Linked DNA regions of Homo sapiens: all the other regions are linked to region 1. Evidence: chromatin loops called from intact Hi-C (ENCODE). Cell type or tissue: IMR-90. All regions are shown on one strand. Region 1 overlaps LOC124903374 (a long non-coding RNA gene). Region 2 holds the start of C14orf132 (chromosome 14 open reading frame 132). Region 3 holds the start of BDKRB1 (bradykinin receptor B1). Region 4 has its middle 7.5 kb from the start of BDKRB1-AS1. Region 5 holds the start of BDKRB2 (bradykinin receptor B2). Region 6 has its middle 21 kb from the start of C14orf132.

Region 1 (4,000 bases):
GCACCCTAGAAGGAAGGCTGGGTTTGAATATAGCCTTCTGGGAATCTGTGATGGTGACTTTTATGTCAACTTGGCTAAGCTATGGTGGCCCAGTTATTTGGTCAAACCCAGCCTAGCTGGTGCTGTGCAAGTATATTTTAGATGTGATTGACATTTAAGTTACTAGACTTTGAGTTAAGTAGATGACCTTCCATCATGTGGCTGGGCCTCATCTAATCTGTTGAAGGCCTCAGGGGATAGACTTTCCCCCAGGAGGAAGGAATTCTCAAGACTGAAGCACAAAAACTTTGCCTGAGATTCCAGGCAATTGCCCTGTGGAATGTGGACCTAAGACAGCAATATCTGGCCTACCAGCCTGCCCTACAAATTTCAGCCAGCCCTACTTGCCAGGACCCATAATTGCACAAACTAATTCCTTATTCCTTAAAATAAATCTCTCTCTCTCCCCCAACCCCACGCATACACACACACACACACACACACACACACACACACACACACACACACACACACTATATTGGTCTGTTTCTCTTGTGAACTCTAGTAGTGGCTTTTTAGGGTGCTGTGCTGGGGTGTGGAGCCCAGGACAGTGGGCCTGGCCCCAGGTCTGCCCCCCTTGTCTTCCCATCCACAGCTTGAACATCACTTATTTACTTATTTATTTACAGACGGAGTTTCATTCTTGTTGCCCAGGCTGGAGTGCAATGGCGCAATCTTGGCTCACTGCAACCTCCACCTCCCGGGTTCAAGCGATTCTCCTGCCTCAGCTTCCTGAGTAGCTGGGATTACAGGCATGTGCCACCACCATGTGCTGGCTAATTTGTATTTTTAGTAGAGACGGGGTTTCTCCATGTTGGCCAGGCTGGTCTCAAATTCCCGACCTCAGATGATCCACCCACCTCGGCCTCCCAAAGTGCTGGGATTACAGGTGTGAGCCACCGCGCCCGGCCAGCTGGAACATCTTGGACATGCCCTTTCCTCATGTCACAGACAGCTGCTCCTGAACCATGGCAGTCAGCTCTCAAAAATACAAACACAGACAGAATTCTGGGGTCCTGAGTACAGAAGTGTGATCTAGAAGGGGGAGGACAGAGCCAGGTGGACATGTCTTCTGGCCTTTGGAGTCCTTGCCTTGTGGGGAAGGACCATGTAAGAGGAGGACAGGGAGGGCCTTTAAAACAGAGGGCACAGGGCAGGCTCCCCTCTTCCCTGGGCTAGGGGGCCGGGCATGAACTGCTGTTCCAAGCACGGGCAGGCAGCCGCTGTGTGAATCTTTCCATTTTCTCCAGAAAAAACAGAAATCCAAATTTTCTGTTACTGTTATTGTTGGCAACCAATTTAAGTGAGTTTCACAACAAGGTGCAGGCTGAAGACGTTTCTGAGAATGTTCCGCTTGTTGGCCCCATTTCTGGATTTATGGAGTATGAGGACGTCGTCAAAATTTGTTGAACGGTATACACAGTTTTCTTTCTGTATGTTGTACTTCAATGCAAAGCTTTATTCAAACAAATCAGAGCCATGCCCAGTTCCATCAGAGGAGGTCTGAGGACCGGGTTCGGCCTGTTCACCTGTCTGGCTTCTGGCTTAGAAGGTTTGCTTGGCATTTATTTTGGGGGTGGGGCAGGGTGATCCCAGGGAGTTATCAGTTAATTTCCTCTCTGGGACCTCGTGGTTTGTGGGTTATTTCTCGTATGGGAACATGAGTTCCTGAAAGGTACTGGGGGGAATCTCAGAGCTTCTTCTGTTTTTCTTTGCAGCCACCAGCGGGCGACAACCCACTGACCCCAGAGGCTGCCGGGGTCTGTTCCCATCCCTAATACCACACTGACCCCTGCTGGTCCTGGCTCACTGCATTTTTCCATCCGACTGATTTTCTAGGCCCAGTAACTCGTAATTGCCCCGGAGGCAAATTTTGGGAATAAATTAAATGTTTTGGAGTTTCTTGGGCAAGGCAGGATTTTGAATGTTCCTCCAGGGAGTCAAAAATTGAGCGTCAGCACAGGTGCAGACAAACAATACTCCTTGAAGGAGGAGAGTCCAGGTAGGGAGGAGGGGAGCATAGGGAGGGAGGAGGGAGGTAGGGAGGAGGGAGGTAGGGAGGAGGGTAGTGTAGGTAAGGGAGAAGGGAGGGCATCTCGGCCGTGCCACGAGCTCCTCTGAAGGCAGCCCCAGCTCACACGACCCCCTGATGCTGCAGGCCTATGCGTGTAAGGGAGCCCGGGTGCTCACGGCTCTGAGCGGCCCACCAAGGATTCCGCCTCTGATCCAGCTTCTAGCAGCACTTGGAGCCAGCCAGTAGGAGTCACATGGGGCCATCACACAGCCACGTGCCTGTGACTGACTGGTCATCCGTCACATGGTGTTTTCATGTTCACATTTGCCCAGTAGTGTTCTTGTCCCCTCCCCCAAACAAAAGGAACCCTAAGCACACTGCAAGGTGGGGAAACCTTGAATGGATATAAGAAAACCTTCGTCAGTGGCTTCATAACAAGTACCTTTTTCTTTTTTTTTTTCTTTTTTTGCAAATTTGACTCTACAAAAGCACATTATCACAATATTGACATTTTGTATAAGTATTGCCCACGTACGTACGAACATTGAAACTTCCTCAGTAAATGGAGAGATGTCCTTTTTGTACATCTGCACGTATGAAGAATGAAATTTCTCGGGATCTCGGCTCTTTGGTCACCATCATGGTGACCCATCACAGTTTTCGACAGAAAGTCTCAAAATACTTAGTTTGTTCATTGCAGTATCTCAGACGACTGCAGTTAGTGAGCCAGCCATTGTAGTATGTGTTTATACATTTCCCTTTTTCACCAGTTTCATTTCTTTCCTTTTTTTTATTTTTTTAAAATTACACTTTAAGTTCTAGGGTACATGTGCCCAATGTGCAGGTTTGTTACATATGTACACATGTGCCATGCCGGTGTGCTGCACCCGTTAACTCGTCATTTACATTAGGTATATCTCCTAATGCTATCCCTCCCCCCTTCCCCCAACAAGTATCTTTTTCACAGGGTAGAAACAGTCACAGTTGGGTTCAGACCCTGCAGCAACTGGGGCTCTGTGTTTCTCCTCTTCAGGGCTATCTGGATGGACATGAAGGGTTCCATCCTGGGATCCACATGGTTGGCTTACAGAGCAAGAAAAAGGATGGACAAGGCTCGGGAGAGAGGGCAGATGAGACTCAGGGCTGTGGCTGCTGTGGCCAGTGTTTACGATGACTCTGGGCTGCAGAGAGCTCTCTAAGGCTCTGGTGTTAATGTCCAGCTTCTGAAGTCTTGATTGCTAATTGCAATCCCAGGCATCTAATTAATCAATGGAGGATGGAGTGCCTTGGGTTGTGGGGTCTAGAAGAACTGAGTTTGAAGCCTACCCTGTCACTCACTGGCTGTGTGATATTAGACAGGTTGCTTAACCTCTCTGAGCATTAGCTTCCTGATCTGTAAAATGTAGAAGAACATATCTAGCTCTCATGGGAGTTAGGGCCATTTCTTTCAATGTGTTCCCCAGAAACAGACCTGAGATAAGGGTTCAATGCAAGTGATTTATTAAGGAAGTGCTTCTGGGAAACAGGGATGTTTGCAGGAAGCAAAGCCAGGGTAGCAGTTTCAGGCAATGTCCTGCTGGGGGCAGCCTCAGCTTGGTCCTGCAGGGAGCTCCGGGGTGTAAGTTGTTAGAGCCCATTGGAGGCAAAGGAGCTGGGACACCTGTCATCAGTGCCACCATGTGGGAGGAGGAAGGGAGCAAACTGCCTGGCCTTCCTGGCTGCTCCTGTGTGGGCAAAGCTGCTGGACCCATAGCCAGAGGGCAGGCTGCAGGGGTTGCAGTTGGAGACAAAGGCACACTGCTGCTGGGAGGGGGGCACACCAAAATGCACCAGCCCTCCCAGGGCATCTGGGCAGTGCACTGCAGGGCTCCTGTGTGATCAAATTAGAAAATGTATGTGAGATGTCTTAGCTTGGAGAAACAACAGAGATTTATTTCTTGCAGCTTT
Region 2 (4,000 bases), 60 kb after region 1:
ACTCTGTGAATATTTTCTGGACTTCGCTATCTCGATATCTCTCCACCTAGAACAGTCTTAACTCCCAGGCCCACCAGGAGATATATGCCTACAGTTCTAATCCATCTTCAGCCCCCATTCTCAAAGTCCTGATGATGACAGCTGTTCAGTGGCATTGGCATTTGACACTTTGAATTCACCATCTTCTCCTGTTAATGTCTTTTCATGAACATACATCTTGTCCTCATCCAATCCTCTAATAAATACTTGAGGACCTACTACGTGCTGGGCACCTTCTTCAACCCAGCCCAGCCCTTTAGCCATTCCCCTCTGTGTCTTAGCCGGGCCCATCATTTCTTGAAGCTTTTATAAACATGCAGAAAGAAAATCTACGTCCTATTCAAGTTTGTCCCACAGGATCCCTGTCCCAGTGCCTGATACGGAGCTTGTCACAAGGCAGGTACTAGACATTTGCTGAGCAAGTGGATGGATGCACCAACATTTCGCTGCAAACTGCCCCCTGCTGAGGGAAAGACTGCACAGAGAGACAGTGACTGTCACACACACCTGGTGGCCACAGGACACACCAGGAGCAGGGTCTGAGCACTTGCTCCAGCCAAGCACTGCGAAGTATTGCAGGTAGGGAAGTAACAGTTCCCATCCTTATGGGGATAATGGGATGAATCAACAGCAGAAAGCAATCTACTAGAAAGGCACAATAGTAAGCCCACTTCCCAGAGGGAAGAGAAGAGAGAAATCATTCTGAAATAGATCTGTCCTGTACCTTACATCGTATCTTTCTCAGGATGAAGCAATAAGGTGGAAAACCCTTTGCAGATACTCAGGCCCAGATGTGAAATCCAGTTCTCCTCCTTGCAAATGGCATGCTCTTGGGCAAATTATTTAATCTCGTTTAGTGTCCTGACCTGTAAAATGGGGCCTCCGTCATGGACTTGTAAGGATTTGCTGTGATAAAATATGCCAAGCACCCAGCGTCTGGCACATAGTAGGTGCTCAACAAACCTTAGCGTCTGTTCTCATATGTGTGGTACTTCATGTTTCTGTTCCTTGCAGCTAGCACAGTACTGCGCATGTAACCAGTGTCAAAAATGTGTCAAGGAGAATACATTGACCGAGTGGAATGTGAATTGTAAACAAAAAAGGAAAAATAGGAACCTGGTCTCTGGGCAGATTCTGCCTGAAGACGTTAAAAAGCCCTGTATTTATTTCGTCAAGTTGCCATGGCAGCAACTGATGCTCCAGCCAGCTCCAGGGTTAGCAGGGATCAGTTTATCTTGTTAACCATGGAAATTCCGGAGGTTCAGTGGGATCCAGAGGGGAAGGCAGACACAGTTCTTCTCCAGTCTAGAAATAAATCCTGGAAAGCCTCCTTAGTTTTCATGTAGCTAAAACCATCATTATCTAAAATGATGTTTACATGACAATTTTTATAAGTATGGATTTAGGCACAGGAGATGTAAAATCAGGCAAAAAAAAAAGGGCCAGCGATACTCAGAAGGGCAATTAGCATCATGGAAAACTTAAGGGGCTGCCGGAGAGCCAGGATCTAGACCCCCAGAACTAACTTGGGGCTTCCGCATCTTTTAAGCCTCCATTTGCAGACTCGCTGTCCACACACAGTCTGGATTTTGCTGTCACTTTTTAAACAGGCTTCCACTACAGGTGAAGCTTGGGGAAAAAGCAAGTGTCCCCTCAAACTTCGTTCCCTGTAAAAGAAAACAGCAGCAGATGGGGTCCCTGCCACACACCCTGGAGACAGAAGGGAGCCTGGGTGGCCTCCCGACCTCTCTGCTCCCACCATAACCAACCAACACAACCAGAGAAGGTGCAAGATGTGGCTTTGGTAGATTGGGACTTACTCTCCCAGGCCAAACGCAGCCCTTCCCTGGAGCCAGCTCTGGGTCTTCTCTAGGGTCACAGACTGATGGAGAAATCCGGGATTTGTCTTTGTTCTGGCTCAAGAGAGTTAAGGCACAGAAATAGAATCATCACCCAAGCTCAGAACTCCAGGGCATTCTGCCGGAGGAAAATTCAAGCTGTGAGAGATTTGTTTTTCCGGCCACTGGGAGCCTGTTTGTGTCGGGGAGGGGGGTGGGGGGGTTCTGGCCGCGCTGGGCACTGGTGGCTCCATCAGACTCTACACAAAGCAAAACAGGACAAACGACCGCGGCGCGTCGACGCTTGGCGGGTCACGGTCACAAAGCGGGTCTCAGAGCCTTCCTCAGGCGGCGGCAAAGGGGGCGCCCGAGGTCACCGGCAAGAGACAGATTACTGGCGCCTCGGGAAAACAGAGTGGGGAAGGGCGAGACTGTGTGCCCATCCACGTTCGCGCGGGTCTGAGCTGGCCCGGCCTTGGAGGGCTCCGGGACCCCAGAAGGGGGACAGCAGTGGGGGATGGGCAGAAGGGGGCGACTCGGGCTGCCCAGGCTCCTCGCAGCCTTCCTGCCAACGAGAGGGGCCCGGGCGGGAACAGCTCGAGCCGCGGGGGTGCGGGGCGCGCAGCCCGCCCCACCCCGGGAGAGCCGCGATCGCCGCCCCCGACGCGTGCACCAAGTGGGGGTGTCCGGCTCGGGACAAAGGACCGGGACGCGGATCGCGGGCGGGCGCCACTGCCCAGCCCCAGCGTGGAGGGCGAGACCGTGGCCCCGAACCTCCCCAAACTTGGCGGCCCGGGGCGCGTGGGGGGGACGCCCCGTTACCTGCGCGGCCATAAAGGAGAGATCCATGGTGTCGCTGCAGCCAGCGCTCGAGTCCTCGCTGCTGCCGCTGCCGCTGCGGGTCAGCCGCCTGCACAGTTGGCGGGGATCGGGCTGAGCAGCGAGCGTCCGGAGACCGCACGGCGCACTCGGCTGTCTCTGGGCTTCTGGCTCCAGATCTCTACTAGGCGGAGGGCCCCGAGCGCGGGGGCGGGCGGGGCGGGGTGGGGCGGGGCTCGGCGGACGGGGCGCCCCTCCACGTGACCACTCCCCGCCCCACCCCCGGGGCGGGGTCCGTCAGAAACCCCAAGCGCTCGCAATCGCCTCCCTTCGTGGGCGGGATGGGGAAACTGAGGCCCGAGGCCGCCCCGCTGGTTGGTGCAAGAACCAGCCTGCAACCCAAGTCCTGAGCTGTTGGCGCCCCGCCCCGTGCAGTTGAACCCAACCCACCCGGGGCTGTGGGCAGCGCTCTCTTGGGGCTGACACGTTATCCCGAGCCTGAGGACCAAGATCGGAGTGACCTGGCTTTCCACGCCAACGCTCCTCCCAGAGTCCGGTGTACTCCCGGCTCGGCATCTGGGCAGAACGAGGTTTAATCCTAGCCCTGCTTTGTTGTGCAGCTTGAGCAAGATAGTGTCTTTGAGCCTAGATTTCCTCATCTGTGAAAAGAGAATACAGAACCGAATAATTAAATGAGATAGGGAATATAGCACGCGGTGTCCTCAATAAATGAGAGCCCTAACATGGCTAATCATCCAATAGAGACGAGGCTGTGAGTGGTGTCTTCGAGGACCGCACGGTGCTCAGGTTGCACAGCGGGTACTCCATGGCTCTCAGCTCAAACCAGTATCGAAAATCATGCAGGTGCCACAGTTCAAGTAAGGGGAACAGAAGAGACGCCCACAGGGGCCCATTGCTCTGTATGTGTGTGTGTGTGTGTGTGTGTGTGTGGTGGACACCACAGACTTGGTGACACGTGGAGGCTTTGCCCTCCGGGGGCTCACTGGGAGGGAACCAGCTGTACTCTAAGGAGTCTCAGTGAGTACGACTGGTCCCTTTGGGTGATGTCTCTTCCAGGTACTTTACACTCATGGTCATCACGAGCCTCTGTGAGGGGCAGCCTGGGACTCCCAGACTTTGTCACAGGCAAGGAAGCTGTGGCACAGGGAGATGGAGGGGTTTGTTCAAGGTCCCCCGGCAGCTGGGGGCCCAGTAGGGACTGTGGCTATGGGAATGGGACCAGAACCTCACTGACCTACAGAAGGCTTTCAGTGTTATCTTTCCTGTAACTTTCCTTTCTTTTC
Region 3 (4,000 bases), 160 kb before region 1:
AGAATCTTTTTAATTGGATAAATTCATGTTCTGTATGAAATGAGATGAAATTGAGAAAGCCAATGATTTTTTTTTTTTTTGCAGTATCTGAATCTGACAAAACATTCAAAACTTATAAGTAGGTACAACTTATTTGAAAGGTTTAATCTGGTTAAAAAAAAATACGTGTGGGCTGGGCACGGTGTGGCTCATGCCTGTAATCCCAGCACTTTGGGAGGCTGAGGCAGGTGGATCACATGAGGTCAGGAGTTCAAGACCAACCTGGCCAACATGGTGAAACTTTGTCTCTACTGAAAACACAAAAATTAGCCGGGCATGGTGGCAGGCGCCTGTAATCCCAGCTACACAGGAGGCTGAGGCAGGAGAATTGCTTGAACCTGGGAAGCGGAGGTTGTGGCGAGCCAAGATCGCACCACTACATTCCAAACTAAGGCACAAAGACAGCACCTGTGAAAATATCTGGGCTAAAATATTTATGCAATTCCATATGCAAAGAATTGGACTTGAGAACAGCCTCTGCCTGGCAGAATTTGCTGAGAGCTTATCACTCAGAACCTGCACAGGGAACATTTTCTCAATATATTATGGTTCAAGAGAAGAGTCAATTGAAGGTACTAATTTAAATTTGTTAATTGTAAAATTTGTGGAAAAAAGATTTCAGGCAATTATATGGAAAAATTAAAAATAACAAGACCCCACTGAAGAAAATACATTCTTGTGAAAAATGCCAGTGACAGGGTATCAGTCAGGTACAAGAAACTGTAGCATGTGAATATACAACAAGAACAATTATTTTGCTTATCTTATTTTTAAATGTTCAGTTGATTAACATAAACATGTTTTCTTTTGCTTTAATATTCATAGGTGTATGCATATATATTTAAAGACTTTTTTGAAAATAGTTTTTATCTAGAACTACTTTATAACACCATCAATATAATATAACCATTTTGTTGGATTTTTTCCCCTTCCTTCCTTCCTTCCCTTCATTCCCTCCTTCTCTCCTTCCCTCCCTACCCTCCTTCCCTCCTTCCTTCCTTCCTTCCTCCATCCCTCCCTTCCTCCCTCCCTTCTTCCCTCCCTCCCATCCTGCTTTCCTTCCTTCCTTCCTTCCCTTCCTTCTTTCCTTCCTTCCTTCTTTCCTCTCTCTTTCTACCTGTAAATACTAATTTTTGGGGGAAATAATTTTTGACTATTGGGGTGCCCCGGCAGTGTGCACACACATGGCCTGACCATCCCTCTCCTAGCTATCTCTGATGATGGCCAGGAAGCTGAGGTCTATGGTGACAGAGGCTGGCAGGTGGGAATCTGTAGAATTCCCCGGCGATTGGTTGGGATTTCTCAGGGAGAAAGGAGGCGAGGTCCTGACCTGTGGTGGAGGGGCTGGGGCATTGAGAGTTTGAGAAGAGATGGGAGGGTGTTGAGCACTGATATGGTTTGGCTGTGTCCCCACCCAAATCTCATCTTGAGTTGTAGCTCCCATAATTCTCTCGTGTTGTGTGAGGGACTTGGTGGGAGATAATTGAATCATGGGGATGGAGAACAAAGCCAAGCCAATATCTTGACTTTAGCTCAGCGAGACTGAGTTTGAACTCCTGATCTCCAGAACTGTAAGATAATAACTTGCATCGTTTTAAGCCACTCACTTTGTGATAATTAATTATAGCAGCCTTAGGAAACCAGCACGGGGGTGAGGCTGCACCCTGCCCAGGAAGCCAGAGACGACCAGCTACGCAGGGACTTTAGCTCGAACCTGATTAGGTCAGTGGACACCGCCCCCATCCCCAGGACGGGGAGGTGGCTGGGGCCACTGCAGCCACAGCATGTGTCTGCTCACATGGGGCTTATTTTTAAAGGGATTGTCCTCACCTGCTGCTGTCTGTGTTTATAAAGTTGGCTAGAGAGGAGAAATCTTCCTTTGCCAGTTTTCAGCTTTAGCTCTGATATTTGCCTGGAACATAGTAGGTGCTCAATAAACAATATCTCTGGATATTGTTAGTAATATGTGACCCTATTTGAAGAACTCAGAAGGGGCACTGGGCAAGTCTACAAGAGATGGCAATTCTGTAATTCCTGTGTGGTATTTTCTGAATTCTGCACATTTTAACCTAGGCTATGAGACAGTGTGACTTTCTTCAACAAATTAGTTAATTCTTCAAATTAACTCCAATTTCAACAGCATGGTGATGTTAAAGGCATTGGAAATTCAGCCACAGATGTTAAAGACCATCAGCACGGTCACATAGTAAGATGCTACTTTCAAGCCACGAATAACCCAACCAGTTATTGGTCTTATGAAATCTTGTAAGCCATCCCAGAGAGACTAATTTAATTTTTATGATTCAGAATTTGCAGGCTGTAACTGGTCAGTCCATGCGAACTCTGGTGGCTGCATTCAGCCCTGACATGTTTCACCTGACTTTGATATAAGGAGCTACTGGAACCTTCCTACGAGTTCTAAAACCTTTCCCTCCTCCTCCTGTTCTGGAAAAGCAATTAAGACCCAAACTAGGCATGAAATAAAAGTCTCTTAAATTGATTTAGAATTATTTTTAAAAAGTACCCTCACAGAAGTGGAAAATTTTGCCAATAGGTAGGTGTAAAAGGAAGTTTTTTGTTTTTCTAAGAGACACAGATTTCCTCTCATATTGTACTCTCATAAAAGAAAAAAAAAAGGTGGTCATTTACTTACTCAGGCAGAAAATGAAGGCGTTCACAACTGTAGTTGGGTTTTCTGATAGTGAGAGCTGCTTTTGGAGGAGTTTTCTCTTCTGGGAAGTGCTGTGGAGATGTGGTTGCTTTAAATTATATAACCTCCGCTCCAGTGATGTCATTGTGGGGATTGCCGCAAAAGTGAGTCTTTCGGGACTCACTCCAAGTGGATTTGGAAGGAAAAATCCACTCTCATTTCACTTTGCACTTTAGGGATGATAAGAGATTATTCAGCTACCATCTCCCCCTTTACTTTGGTACCATCTGCAGAGGTCTGCAATCCTGCCCAAGACCTGTATGTTGGCAAACACGCCCTAAAAACATGTTTTGACATCGCCAACTTGCCCCAAGGCTCGCAAAGTGTCAGTGAACATTGAGGGATGGCTTTTGGCCCCTTCACTATTGGCTTCTGAATGTCTGGGGCTCTGCAGCAGCTTTTGTGGGAGCCACTTCGAATGGCCTCTTTTGAATTTTGGTCATGAAAGATACATCGCCAAGAATCCATCAGAGTGGACCCATCACACAAACAGAGAGCTAGGAAAACGTTTGACTCATGCAATGTTCAGAGTTGAGTAAGACCAGATACATTTTTTCCTAATCCTCCTTGGCGTCTCTCAAATTATGTCTGCATGGGTCAAGTTGAACTACTCAAGACCTCATGTTTCAGACAGTAAGATATTTTTGGCTTTGAGAATCAGGTGACAAGATTCTCCAACTGAAGGCCCCTTACCTGTCAACTTACAAATTAAGATCTTTCCAGGCCACCCCCTACACGTAGGAGAACTCATTCATGCCAGAATTCAGGACTTCGAGTCTGACTTCTGGAAAGGTGACCCTCCAAATGTTTGGAGCAGAAGGTGTCACCTCTGTCTTTAGAATCTTGCCTTTTGCTTGTGTTCCCTTTTTCTGCTAGTGACATCTCAGCGGGAGCCAACTGCACTTCAAGTTTTCCTGCTGTCTTCTCCTGTTGCTGAAGACCTTAAAACTGTGGAAGTAGGTGGAACAAATAGCATTCTGAGGCTCAGTAGCGGATGTACATTTCAGGGAAGAAGCTGGAATTTGCCTTAGAGGATAGGATGGTCCCCTCCTATCAGGAGAGACCTCCTGGGTGGGATTTTTAATAAAAAAAAATTGTCAACAGGCAAGCATCTTCCATTACTCCCGGGATAGATCTGAACCGGAGGAAGGCTCCAAATCTTAGCCTTTCCTGTTACTTAGTAATGTAGGCGGGGGTCTCTCCAGCCCGTGGCTGGCTTATTCTCCCTTCAGTATGAGTTTAGACTATACT
Region 4 (4,000 bases), 180 kb before region 1:
TGACAGCTCTCCTTCAAGCAGTGATGGAGGAGCCCAGGCTCCTTCCATCTTGTGGCTCTGCATCCCCTGGAACCTCAGAATCCCCAGCTGGGATCTCTGCACAGGAGAGACAGGAGGACCACTTTTGTGGCCAGGACATACATAGCCAGGGAGACAGGAGCAAACATCACTTATGCCCACATTGGTCAGAATTCTGTCACATGGTCACAGCCAACAGGAAACATGGGTAATGGAGTCTACCTGTGTACCCAGGAAGGAAGGAAAGTGAGGTTGGTGAGCACCTGGCCTGACTGGTACCTGCAGATCATAACCAGCCCATTTAGACTCTGAATGCAGGAATATCTGACTGCAGACCCATGTGCTTACATGCTCTATTGGAATTACATTCTGCTGCACTTGAAGATAATATGCTGTTGCCAGAGTTAGGAGTATTTTCCCCTGGGCTTGTTTGTTTATATCCCTGAAAGCAGTTCCACACAGAGCAAATCCCATTCAGCAAACATCTGCTGGTGAATGGGGCAGGGCAGTGTAATGCACTGGGTCTCAGAACTTGTCTGCACATGAGAACCAGGGGATCTCTCAAAAATGCCAAAGCACAGGCCATGCCCAAGACCAGCTAAATCCCAATCCCTGGGGTGTATTTTTAAAGCTCCCCAGGGGACTAATGTGTAGACAAGATTGGGAACCATGACACAGTGGCTAAGAGTGTAGACGTTAGAGTTAGGCTACTTGGGGTCGAACTCAAGCTCCACTACTTCTGATCTGTGTGGCTTTGGGGAAGTTACTTAACCTCTCTGTGCTTCAGTTTCCTTCTGTATAAAATAATAATACAATTGGTAGGAGGATTCAAGTGCTTTGAACAGTGTCTCTGTGGCACACGGTAAGTATAAGACTTAGATATTGTTACCATTTCTTGAATGCCTACTGTGTGCAAATGCCTGCGCTGGAGAGGAAGGATATGGTCCTTGCTCCCAGGGAGCTCAGAATCCAGTGAGAAGACATCAAACTCTCCACACCATAGAAAAGATAAAAGAAAAAAAAAAGATGGCAAATTCTAATATGCAAGAGACCAAACAGTTAATCATCCCAGCCATTTGTTCCTTACAAATGTAAATCAATTTGCTTTGCTCCCCGAGAGATTTGAGTGTCAGTTCACAATGCTGAGGAAAGGAACATATACCACTGAGAGCACTGTTAGAGTTGGAATTCCTGGTTTTGAAGACACCACCTGGTCTTGTCTTGTTTCTGGGTGTCTGGACTTCTGCTTCCCTGGCATTAAACGCAGATCCGGGGTGGCCTCGGGGTAGGTGGGGGAGCCAGCTCCTTTTTAGCCTGATATTTAGGATTGCCTACTTACAAGGAAATTTAATCTTAGAGATACAACAAGGGTCGTATTTAAAAATCAGTTTCAAAAAGGGTGTTGGAGGCCAAGTTTTTTGAGATTTGGAATAACTGAGAAAAATGAACACTAGTGCATCCTTACTGTAAGAATTTCTAAGGCTACCAGAAGAGGACGAACCATTCTTTCAAATTTGGATTCCACTGAAGTATAGGGGAAAACACAACTGCTCAGTGCAAAGTACTCACTTGACTTCCAGAACTCTTAACGTGAACATTTTGTCAGCCCAGATGTGGCCCAGTTATTTTCAGTGATGGAGACTTCAAGGCAATCCCTCCATAAACTGTTTAGCATTTAGTAAAAGACAAGTGAAAAAAATGCCAACATCTATGCTATTTTCAATACAGTATCAATGTTCTAATGCTGTAGACAGAAATCCTCCTTCCATTAATAATAAACACTTCAAAGGCCAAATACAGTTTCCCTCACGCCTCCATTTCAGCTTAAAGTTTTACTCCCCCTCAACTCCCACTCTTTCAGGACATAACTATTTTCTTGACACCAGATTCCGTTTTAATTTCTTCTTAATTGTCCATACCGCGTTCTATTTGGAAAGCAATCTTAACGTGGCCCAGCCTTTATTTCCATTTGCTTTGGTGCCAATGAACTGGAATTTCAGCCAAATCTCCGCCCTAAAGGTTCACTTTGAGCCACTTAACTTTGCTGCTTCTCCATTTCTGATAAGTATATCTGATGGATAAATCACCATAAGGGGTAACACTGTGTCAATATGGGACACCATTTGAAATTTGGGTAGCTATTGTCAACTGCCTTCCCATGGAAGTTGTATCTATTGACATGCCCACAAAACAGGTTTATTTTTAAATTTTTTTGAAGAGATCTTTAAACAACCCCTTTCAAGAGGCCTTGTCCTGTTTCTGTGTTCTGTTTCGCTTTGGAACGGATCTGTAGTGAATCCCATGTAAGGGTTTGCTTTGAGAGAAAGTGGGTGCAGAATCATGTCTGGGGAAAGAGCAGTCTGCCCCTGATGCCAGCAGGGGGCGCCCGCCCTCTTCTCAGTGGAACTTTGGTTTGGAAATCACCCCCTACCAAGCATGGCACCCGAGCCCGTGCAAATTCCGACCCCACGCGCGGTGGGAAGGACTTGGAAACATCCTAACTATCCTAACTCTCTCACGAGGCTTGTCGGTGACAGCTTCCTCTTAGTCAAGGACACTGCGTGGATTAAAAAGAAAAACATCATTTTATTCCATGGTTAATTTCTCGCTGTAAACATGGGGCTGGGGGCCAGCACACCAGGCCCTCTCTCAACATGAAAATTGCCCCTGGTGGCACTTTCACGGCAGACTGATAAAGCCCATGTTTGGGGCATGAGAGAATAGAAATGTGCTTTGTATACAGATAAAGAGCTTCTGTGGCCTTCTCTGAGGATTGTCTACAGATGAGTGTGAAATAGAAGCCTGCAGAAGCTTCTCTGCCAGATCCCTCTGCTGGAAATGCAGCCCCCACCCTCCCACTCAGGGTGGGATTAGGGTGAGGCAAGTGAGGCTCTCAGCTGGGCGCAAAGTCTAAGGTGGGAGCACATCTGTCATCAAACAATAATGCAAAGTTTTAAAAAATAAAAAGTAATGCAAAAACATCCATGATGAACGAAACCTCAAAATTTTAAATAAAGACATGATTTGACATGGCATCTCCATGCTTGATTTACTTCCCTCAAGGTCACCCTGGTCCCACTGGATCCTGATCGTTCTAAGAACGTTGGCATTTTGTTCATGATGGATGAATCCCATTCTTCCTTTCTCACCGCTCCCCAGGCTTACATTTTCCCTGCCACAAGGTTGGCTGTAGGACAGTGAAGGGAAAATCACACTGGAAGAAGCCACAAGGCATTGGCTGGGGGTGTTGTGAAACACCAGGGAAAGACCCCAAAATCAATAATAGCGACTTGTTAGGAGCTGACGCCACGTATTGCACTTACAGAGAGATTCTGCTCTAATGATGTTAGCAAATACTTGTACGTGCAATGCATGCCAGAGATGGTTAGGACTGATTGTGCATGGTTGGCTATGTCATCATTCCAGCTGCAGTTTGTGTGATCCTCCTGCTACCCTGCCATCCCATCAGCGCCTGCCTCCAAGCCTCCCTTTGCTCACTCTTTCCTTCCCAGCACCATGGCCTCCCTCCTTCATTTCATAAAGTCCAATTCTTCAAGGGCTGAAGACCTATTTTTCTAAGAGAAAGAGAGTGAGCTGGATTTTTTAAATTATTATTTTCTTCTTTTTCCCCCTTCCCCCCTGTTCCCCACTTCCTACTTAGCTCTTTAGAAATGCAATTTATAACCTTCCCTTCACCAGACACTCATTACAGGGCAAGCTTATCTAACCATGTACTTGCTTAGAAGCTCCAGAGCCCAGCCCCTCTCCCACCAGGAGACTGCCTCGAGAGACATTAGTCAATTTACAACCTCAAGTATGCCCGCTAGAAAACTCTCTCCCACCTGGACAGTATCTCGAGACAACGGGCCACGTTACAACCTAGTTCTGCTCTGCCAGATGGTTGAGCTGGCACCACTGCAGGCAGAACTAGGAAGAATCATGTAGACCCCCACCTGCCCGCTCCCTCCCCTGCGTGCCATTC
Region 5 (4,000 bases), 100 kb before region 1:
GAGTGCAGGGTTGCAGGGAGAGCTGGGATGAGGCCTGGGGTGCTGCCTGTGGGGACAGCACGCATGCTTCCTCTTTTTCATCCAAAGACGCCTTCTCTTGGCTGTCCCCTGCTCTCACCCCAAGCAGGGGAAACAGCAAATGCTTCCTCCAAGCTTGTGGGGCTCACAACTGTGGAATGTCTCTTGCTGCTGCCAGGGCCCGAAGGACGCAGCACAGTTTTTTCTCCAGAGAACCTCGGGCAGGGCCTCTTTGCAATGTCCTCTGGGGTTGCTTACCTGTTCCCCCACCACCTAAGCCCTTCTCCAACTCAGAAATGGAATTAGGGGCGGGGTTGGCCAGGGAGGCCCCCATCACCCCACACCCAGGCCAGGGCTCCCACTTCCTGTAGGCTGGGGAGCCACAGGCGGCCTGTGACTCAGTGAGGCACATTCTGACCTGCCTGGAACAGCAACACCTGCTGTTCACCTCCACCCAGGCTGCGGAAACGACCTACTCTCAGCAACTCGAATCACGGCTGCCATTTATTTAGTGCCTATGACATACGTGGTGCTTCACAGGCAAGAGCCTACCTCTATCTTTGCATAAAGAGGAACTTCCAGGTCTTCTTTATAGCTCAGGAGACAGGACAAAATAACTCGCCCAAAAACGTCACCCACAGGGTGAGAGCAGGGCTGGAGCTGCAACCTGGGCCGGATGCAAAGCCGGTGCTTGGAACCCCTGCACCATCCTATCCCCCTGCCCTGGTCAGCCAGGACCGTGGGAAGAGGGTCTCTAAGCCCATCTGAGGTAGTCACTACCACCTGCCTCCTGGAGGCGCATCAGCCAACATTCACAAACCCCCCCACCCCCGCCTGCTTCTGATTTAACCCTGCCACCCCCAGGGAGCCAGCGAGCTGGCTGCTTTGCAGACAGAGAAACTGAGGCTCAGAGAGGTTGAATAGCTTGTCCAGGGTCACACAGGGCCAAGGAGTGGCACAGCTGTGGGTGAAAAGCCAGGTTCTGGAGCCTCCACCCAGCACCCGTCCCTGCTGCACCACACACACCTCGCTGCCTTACTCCAAGGTGTCCACTCAAAGTATGTGAAAATCCAATCACGAAATCCCTCACACACTGGACACACACAAGCCTGTCTGTCACCTTGATTCAGAGAAGAGAAACCTACAACAGACAAACAGGGCGATTCCTCCTGCTGGGAACCCTTCTCCCCATCGCCTGTCAGACCTCCCCTCCGGAAGGAAGGGAACTTTTCCCAACTCCCCACGACCACAGGGAAACTTCTCCCCGCTGCCTGCCCTCCCTCCCTCCCTCTGTGCTGGGACAGTTTGTCCTCCCAGCAGAGGTGAGGCGGCTGGAGCAGCCCCTGCCCGGCACCCACCTTCTCCGGAGCAAGCGGCATGGGCACTTCAGTCGCTCCCTGGTACTGCGGGGCAGCCTGATGTCCCCACCGTCCCCACCGTCCCCACCCCTCCTCGGAGCCCAGAAGCCAGAGCTGGAGTGGCGGCGGGAACAGCTCATCTTTCAAGGGCTGGGTAGTGATGTCATCAGCCTCCTGGGCACTTCCCCCTCCGCCTCCAGCTGAGCTCTGCACTCCTGCCCAGCTGGAGCCAGGCTGGCTGTGGGGCCGGGAAGGCTGCGGCCACCTTCGCTCTCCGCTCTGCCACCCTCTGAGCCCTGGGGGCCAGGGAGGCTCTTGGAAGATTTCCATGTTTGCGTAGCCCGGCTGCCCGTTGGAGTCGTGGGACGGCAAAAACGTCCCTCCCGGCTGACCACAAAGTGGCCTGGGAAGCCCCATGTGAATAAATTTGCCTCGCGTAACATTTATTTCTTATCATTATTTATCTTCTTGAGGTGGTTATTTTGTGTCTGAGTTTTGGATGTAAACAGTGGGCGTTTACGCGGAAGGTGTAAACAGAGGGTGGCCAGGTGGGCAGGCGGAGTCCTGGGATTTCTTTGTATGCCACGTACGGCTCCCAAGGGCGACAGTGGCAGAAGCTGTCCTGTTTCCTGGGTACGGGTGTTTGCGCTCCCCTGAGACACGCGGCCGTTTCTTCGGAGATGTATGGCGGAGGTTTCTCCCATGTCAAGGCTCAGGCTGGCTTTCTCAGTTTTGCTCAAAGACTTACTAACTATCTGCAGCACTTTACACTCCCAGGGCTGAGACGGTAGGAGCTGGAAAGGGCAGGGACTTTCAAAACATTTTTTTTTGAAGCCTTAAAACCCTTCCTTCAGAAGAGAACAGATAAGAGTGGGCCCAGTGGATCTGGGGAAGAGACAGGAGGGCCAGAGGACGTCCCCCCAGCCCATCAGCTCCTCTTCCCTGTGACTTGATTCATAACAAGCCTACAAACCAGCAATCAAGCCTGATCCCATCATCATGGAGACAGGGAAACAGAGTCTCAGATCAGTTTATGGGTGGCCTGGGCGCTAGCCCTGGCTTGGCTGTGAACTGGCTGTAGGCTCTTGAGTGAAGGCCCTCCCTGGCCTGGCTGTGTGGTTGACTCATCTGTGCACCTGGCTGTTCAACCACATTGGGGCTCCTTAATCTGGAGTTTCCTGACTTGCCAGTTGGGGACAGAGGTCTATGGACAGGCTGCCCAGAGTCCACAAGCCCTCTGAAAAGGTGTGTCTGTGCTTTATCCCCTATGGAGCCTCATCTATAGCTTTCACTAAAATATTGAAGAGCTCTGAGATCCACAACATATTGAGACCTGCATGAGCGTCCAGAGACCCTCTGAAGTCTCTTCCAACTTAGATATTGTAGAGCTCTGTATCTATGAGTTGAAAATCCTCAAGGATCTGAATCCAATGTTGATGCTTCTGTAAATATCATTGACAGAAATCTCTAAAAGACATCTGTCCATCTGCACACATCTCCATCCATCTCTGTCATATAGTTTTTTAAAAAGGCTACTTTAAACCAGTTTTGAGGTCCTGGCTGGAGGCCAGCCAGTTCATGAGCAGCTGATTAAGTTCACATTCTGGCCCTTTCTCTTACCAGGTTCTCACACTCTGGGCCACTAGCCACCTGCCCTGATGGCCTTGGAGCCAGGTACCAAACAATAATGGACAGCTCCCATCATCTGGAACTCACAAACTTATTTAAGTTAGCCAATCCATAGGGAGCCAAGGAAACCTCGTTAACACCACCCTACGTGCCACACATAGCTGCCGCCTATAGCTCCAGCTTGCTTGGACCCTGTCCCCAGTTGCACATCCTGTGTGGCCCAGCCTGACAGCCTCTCATTTGGAGCTGTAAGAAACAAAAGTTCTACCTTTCATTTATCTGAGTGTCACTGTGTTGTGTCCTGCCATCAAAAGAATATTTTAATCTTATAAAACAATTACACACTCTTCCATTCATCTACACTGGTATCTACCCACACATCCGCCCACCTGCCTATCCACCTATCCAACCATTCATTTACTTATTCGCCTGTCTGTCTGTCCATCCGTCTATCCATCCAACCATCCATCCATCCATCCATCTGTCCGTCCATCCGTCCATCCATCCATCCGTCTGTCTGTCCATCCATCAGTCCATCCCTCCCTCTCTCACTGCCTCCCTCCCTCCCTCCCTCCATCCATCCACCCACACACTCATTTATCAGATACCCACATAGCCAGGCAGTGCATTGTCAAGCAGAAGTGAATGAATCAGTCATCCCCATGCCTCAGACATCCCCGTGCCTCGGAGGAGTTTACCCTGAGGCCAGTCCCCTGCCTATGGGCAGAGCCAGGCGGAGGATTTCAAAGTGTTCCTTGAGGACTCAGTAGCACCCAGTTTATGTCTGGAGTGGCACACTTTTGTACTGCATTTTTGCTATGAGAAGGTTTGTCTCAACGCCCCTGCAAAGTCCCTGCAGCGGCAGCCTCATCACACTCCTCACCACTCAGTCTCCTTGGCTGGGGTCTGCAGGGGGTGGCTCAGCCCTGTAAAGCCTCCAGGTTCGAGTCAGCCCAACTGCGTTCAGCAAGGACCACAGGAGGGATCCAGTTATT
Region 6 (4,000 bases), 83 kb after region 1:
TGCTGCTGGGGACAAAAGGAAAAAGGCTACAGAGTAGGGGGGCTGAAGTCCATCCCTCAGTTCCTCTCCTTCATGCTAGGTGGTCTTCCCTTGCCCTCAGGCTACATAGGGGTAAGGGCAGGCTCTTAGCTGGCCACTCTCTGGTAGAAGTAGATGTATTCCAGGTCCTTGGGTGGCTTCTCAGAGGCACCCACTTTCTGGTGGTTGTGGATCACCCATCTGCCCTCCTTCTTGATGTGGCAGATGTAGTGACCACAGATGGTAGAGGTGCCCATATGACTAATGAAGGCAAAGACCCGATATTTTCCAGGTCCTTCTGAGACTTTAGTCCCACTGGCCCAGACTCAGAGATGGAGTTGGCAGCTGAACGGCCCTCTGAGATATCCATGGCAGCTTCAGCGTTCAGGTTCTCAGTGTAGTTAACATTATTTATTCTTCTGCTCCAAAATAGGATGTGAGGAGAACATTTTGAAGTATTGACACATATATTTTTTGATTCTAGATAATTACTTTTTACCCACAATCATTCTAACACTAAAAGTGTACTAGGTGACAGAGGCTTACAGCCTCAGGGGAATGGCCAACCTTTGAGAAAACGAAGTTGTCAATTGTGTTCCTGTGTACATTATTTTTATACTCTTAGCCAACACAACAGTTGTGAAAGACAAAGTTTCAATCAATTGTAAAAGCAAGTGTTTTGTTGAAGTTACAAAATTTTGCCGTTGAACATTAAGGGTCAAAACCTGAAGGACTCAATACACAAAAAGTATCACATAAACAACAAAATTTAGAAGAATGCAGGGTGATGTAAGAGCTAGTTTCTGGACAAAAGCAGATAAAATTGATAGGCTAGGGAAAGAGGGGTCAGAGGGTACATAACAATAGGTTGATTGAAGCTGAGGAAGGAGAGTTTTGATATCTCAGAGAAGTTTTGGAGGATTCGGAACCAAGAGACTGGCTTCCCAAGGGTAACCTGGGCTGACGGCACCCCTTGGAGAGAAAGCCCTGGAGGGTGGAGCAGCAAAGGTGCTGGGTTATGTACCATATAGAATTGCCTTATTCAATCCTATGGTTGTATTATTATTATTCTCATTTACAGAAAAGATTTTGATTCACAAAGGCTAATCACTTCTTTCAGACTCTGTATCAATCAGGATAGGTTGGGTTACGCTGTAAGCAACAGCAAAGTCTCAATTGCTTAAAATATCAAACGGTATTTCTCATTCATGTTGTATATTCACAGCAAATTGGAAGCGGAGTTCTGCTTATTGTACTCAAGGAGGAAAAGGAGGAGAAAGAGAAGGAGGAGAGGGCAGAATTCCAAGACCCAGGCTGATGGGAGCAACCACCATCTCGAGTGTTGTCAGTTGCCATGTAAGAGAGAAAGAAACATTAGAAGACCTCAGACTTCTCTGGGACAAAAGTGATATAGATCGTTTCTCACAACTCTTGACAATAAATAGCTACATGGCCCCATCTACCATATGGAGGCAGGAAGTGTGGTCTACCAGATAGCCAGAGGAAGGAGAAAGCTCTGTATCCATGGGTAGCACCAAAGATCATCACATTCCAAAGATTAAGTGGCCAATCAGAGATTCAAATCCCAGATCTGCCAAGCATCCATTAATCTATCCATCTACCCATCCACCCATCCATCTGCCCACCCATCCATCCATCCATCTGCCCATCCATCCATCCATCCATCCATCCATCCATCAATCCGCTCACCCACCTATCCATCCATCCATCCATCAATCCACTCACCCACCTATCCATCCATCCATCCATCCATCCATCCATCCATCCATCCATCTATCCATCCATCTATCCATCCATTTATCCATCCGCCCACTCATCCATCCACCCATCCATCCTGCATTCAACAAATATTTTGAGCACCTTTTTCTCCCCATTCTCCTTCTCTCTCTCTCCTCCTTCTCTTCCCTCTTCTCCACTACTGTCCTTTTCTCCCTCTTTTTCCTTGTCCTCCTTTTTCAATTACTACCTTATTATTACTTACACTGAGAGAAATTGTAGTCACTTCTGGAGGCCAAATGACTAAGAACACATTTATGCCCTCTTTCCTTACAGAGCTCATGATCACCATGTGGAAGAACCAAATGACTAAATAGGTGATCAAAATATGTTGTGAAAAGAGCTAGAATGTGCCAGACATTACAGAGGCACAGAGGGCAGGCAAATAACCCAACTTAGGGGGTAGCAAAGGTTTATGGGAGAAAGAAATACCTAATTGAGACTGGAAAGATTATTAGGTGAAGGTGAAGGAGAGGAAGGACAGGGGTGTGGAGTGAGACTGGAGAGGTAGACAAGGGACAGGTCATGGCAGACTGGGAAGCCACATGGAGTCAGGACTTTATTCCAAGGATGGTGTTGTGGGTTAATCAGGCTTATTTCAAAAGATAACACTCCTGCTAATAGGAGAATGACATTAAGGAAGGCACCAGTTAAGAGATCAGCTGGGAAAAGCTTATAGTCATTCTCGGGCACAGTCTGGATGTGGCTGTGATCATGGGATGGATAGCAGTCAGCAATTTCCTGAGACATTTATGAGAGAAAATTAAGAAGCCTACTCACTAGGACTGGGGATTGATTAGATATGGGAGGTGACATAGAAGGAAAATGCCCAGGTTTCTGGTTTGGCCAAGCAAGTGGGCAGTTTTGCCCACTCTTTCCCAAGGTGAGGATGCTGGAGGAGGAGCAGAGTGGGAAAGGCATGTCCAGTTTTAAGCACATGGTAGTTGAGGTGTACATGGACCATCCCGGTGGAGAGGTCTGGTAGGCAACAGACATGCAGCTCTAGGGCTCGGAAGAGAATGCTGGGGTGGAGAAAGAGCTGTGGGAGCTGTCGTGTCTAATTACAAAGCCTGGGAGGATAAATGCTGTAATGAACAGGCAGCCTGGCCCAGACTGAGTGCCTGGAGGGATTGTTTATTCAACACTTAAGGCATACTTACTCCATGCCGGGAACTGCTAGCCATTGAGAATTCCACAGTGAATATCTTATCTGTGGTTCCTTCCCTTTGAGTCTAGTGGATCCCTCCTAGTTTCAAGAGTCCATAGGTAACAATATATTTTTAAAATACAGTATTTACATTACTGTGGGAAACCACTGCTTCTCTTTCCTGGGGATTTTCAATTAGACACAGACACACACACACACTCACACACACACATGCACACACACTGCAGCAATCATCCATGCAAAGTAAAGCAGGCCATTGATTATGGTAACTAAGGTTGTCCAGCATTGCTTTAAAAATATTAATATTTCTGCCAAAGAAATCCTGCGTAGCTTCAGAATCACATCTATCGGCTACCTCCTGAAAGGGAGGGTTGTTGGCAATCAAGATAAATGAGCCACGGAAGGGGTATATATCAGCCAGTTCAATCCACCAAACAGAGAAATAATGCTGGAGACAAGTCTCTGAGACCAAAAAGCAACTAACTTACAAAACGAAAACCTGAGCACTAGTACTCAGCATTCAGCCCCATACTGCACTGTACAGGAAGGCTCCAGGCTGCCACTTGGCAGAAAAATCTCCAGGAGTTGTCCGTATTCTGCAAAACTCGACCTAGGAATTTCATTTTACGTGTGTCTTAGTGAAATAAAAACACATGGCATAGGAAAGCAAGTACAGGAATATTTACTGAAGCAATGCTATAACAGCAAGAAAAGGAAAGAAAATGAACAAAAGAATCAACCTCAGTGACCATCAATTAAGGACTAGATAAACAGATTAGAATATATTTATAGTGTGAAACTATGCAGTACTCAAATTACTCCCTGTACTAACATATAAGGATTCTAAGGCATTAAGGAAAAAACAACCCATCTTAAAATTAAGATATAATGCACAGAAAGCAAAATTTATCCTTTTTAGTGTACAATGTTGTGAGTTTTGGCAAATGTAGGCGGTTGTGTAATCATCACCAAAACTATGAATAGAAGAGTTCCATCACCCACCCCCAGAGTGTACCC

The links. Hi-C counts contacts between places; a loop is a spot of excess contacts. Peaks named below come from ENCODE experiments on the same cell type or tissue, not always from the same donor. Only the 100,000 strongest peaks of a DNase experiment are listed, where the experiment ranks them.
Region 2: it touches region 1 in a loop (4-fold over the local background); 15 of 110 quality-filtered maps call a loop at or near these places.
Region 3: a loop joins it to region 1, with 7 times the contacts of the local background. A loop is called at or near these places in 6 of 110 quality-filtered maps.
Region 4: it touches region 1 in a loop (12-fold over the local background); 105 of 110 quality-filtered maps call a loop at or near these places.
Region 5: it touches region 1 in a loop (5-fold over the local background); 17 of 110 quality-filtered maps call a loop at or near these places.
Region 6: it touches region 1 in a loop (4-fold over the local background); 23 of 110 quality-filtered maps call a loop at or near these places.

Annotation. Positions count from the first base shown.
Region 1 is chr14:96,098,564-96,102,563 of GRCh38, reverse strand. LOC124903374 (a long non-coding RNA gene) reads right to left here. Exons shown (of 2, transcript XR_007064321.1): 2 at 3,531-3,923. Among named protein-coding and RNA genes, the nearest start is that of C14orf132, 61 kb to the right of the region's middle. In IMR-90, CTCF peaks have their summits at 247, 1,821 (motif pointing left) and 3,630 (motif pointing right); DNase peaks (open chromatin) are centred at 1,803 and 3,623; H3K27ac peaks cover 1,426 bases.
Region 2 is chr14:96,038,227-96,042,226 of GRCh38, reverse strand. C14orf132 (chromosome 14 open reading frame 132) reads right to left here and starts at 2,865. Exons shown (of 2, transcript NM_001252507.3): 1 at 2,700-2,865. The coding sequence starts at 2,726. RefSeq lists silencers at 2,756-2,805, 2,826-3,015. In IMR-90, a CTCF peak has its summit at 2,234; a DNase peak (open chromatin) is centred at 1,216; H3K4me3 peaks cover 1,969 bases; H3K27ac peaks cover 943 bases; H3K27me3 peaks cover 744 bases.
Region 3 is chr14:96,254,993-96,258,992 of GRCh38, reverse strand. It overlaps BDKRB1 (bradykinin receptor B1), which reads right to left and starts at 2,783. Exons shown (of 3, transcript NM_000710.4): 1 at 2,693-2,783. In IMR-90, a CTCF peak has its summit at 2,399; DNase peaks (open chromatin) are centred at 2,362, 2,822 and 3,272; H3K4me3 peaks cover 3,033 bases; H3K27ac peaks cover 3,668 bases.
Region 4 is chr14:96,274,099-96,278,098 of GRCh38, reverse strand. No RefSeq gene overlaps it. Among named protein-coding and RNA genes, the nearest start is that of BDKRB1-AS1, 7.5 kb to the right of the region's middle. In IMR-90, a CTCF peak has its summit at 2,405 (motif pointing right); DNase peaks (open chromatin) are centred at 2,468 and 3,378; H3K27ac peaks cover 1,565 bases.
Region 5 is chr14:96,202,336-96,206,335 of GRCh38, reverse strand. BDKRB2 (bradykinin receptor B2) reads right to left here and starts at 1,497. Exons shown (of 3, transcript NM_001379692.1): 1 at 1,377-1,497. RefSeq lists an enhancer at 1,161-2,036. In IMR-90, no CTCF peak of the experiment used is centred here; DNase peaks (open chromatin) are centred at 1,565 and 2,525; H3K4me3 peaks cover 2,212 bases; H3K27ac peaks cover 2,677 bases.
Region 6 is chr14:96,015,891-96,019,890 of GRCh38, reverse strand. No RefSeq gene overlaps it. Among named protein-coding and RNA genes, the nearest start is that of C14orf132, 21 kb to the left of the region's middle. In IMR-90, no CTCF peak of the experiment used is centred here; no DNase peak of the experiment used is centred here; H3K27me3 peaks cover 384 bases.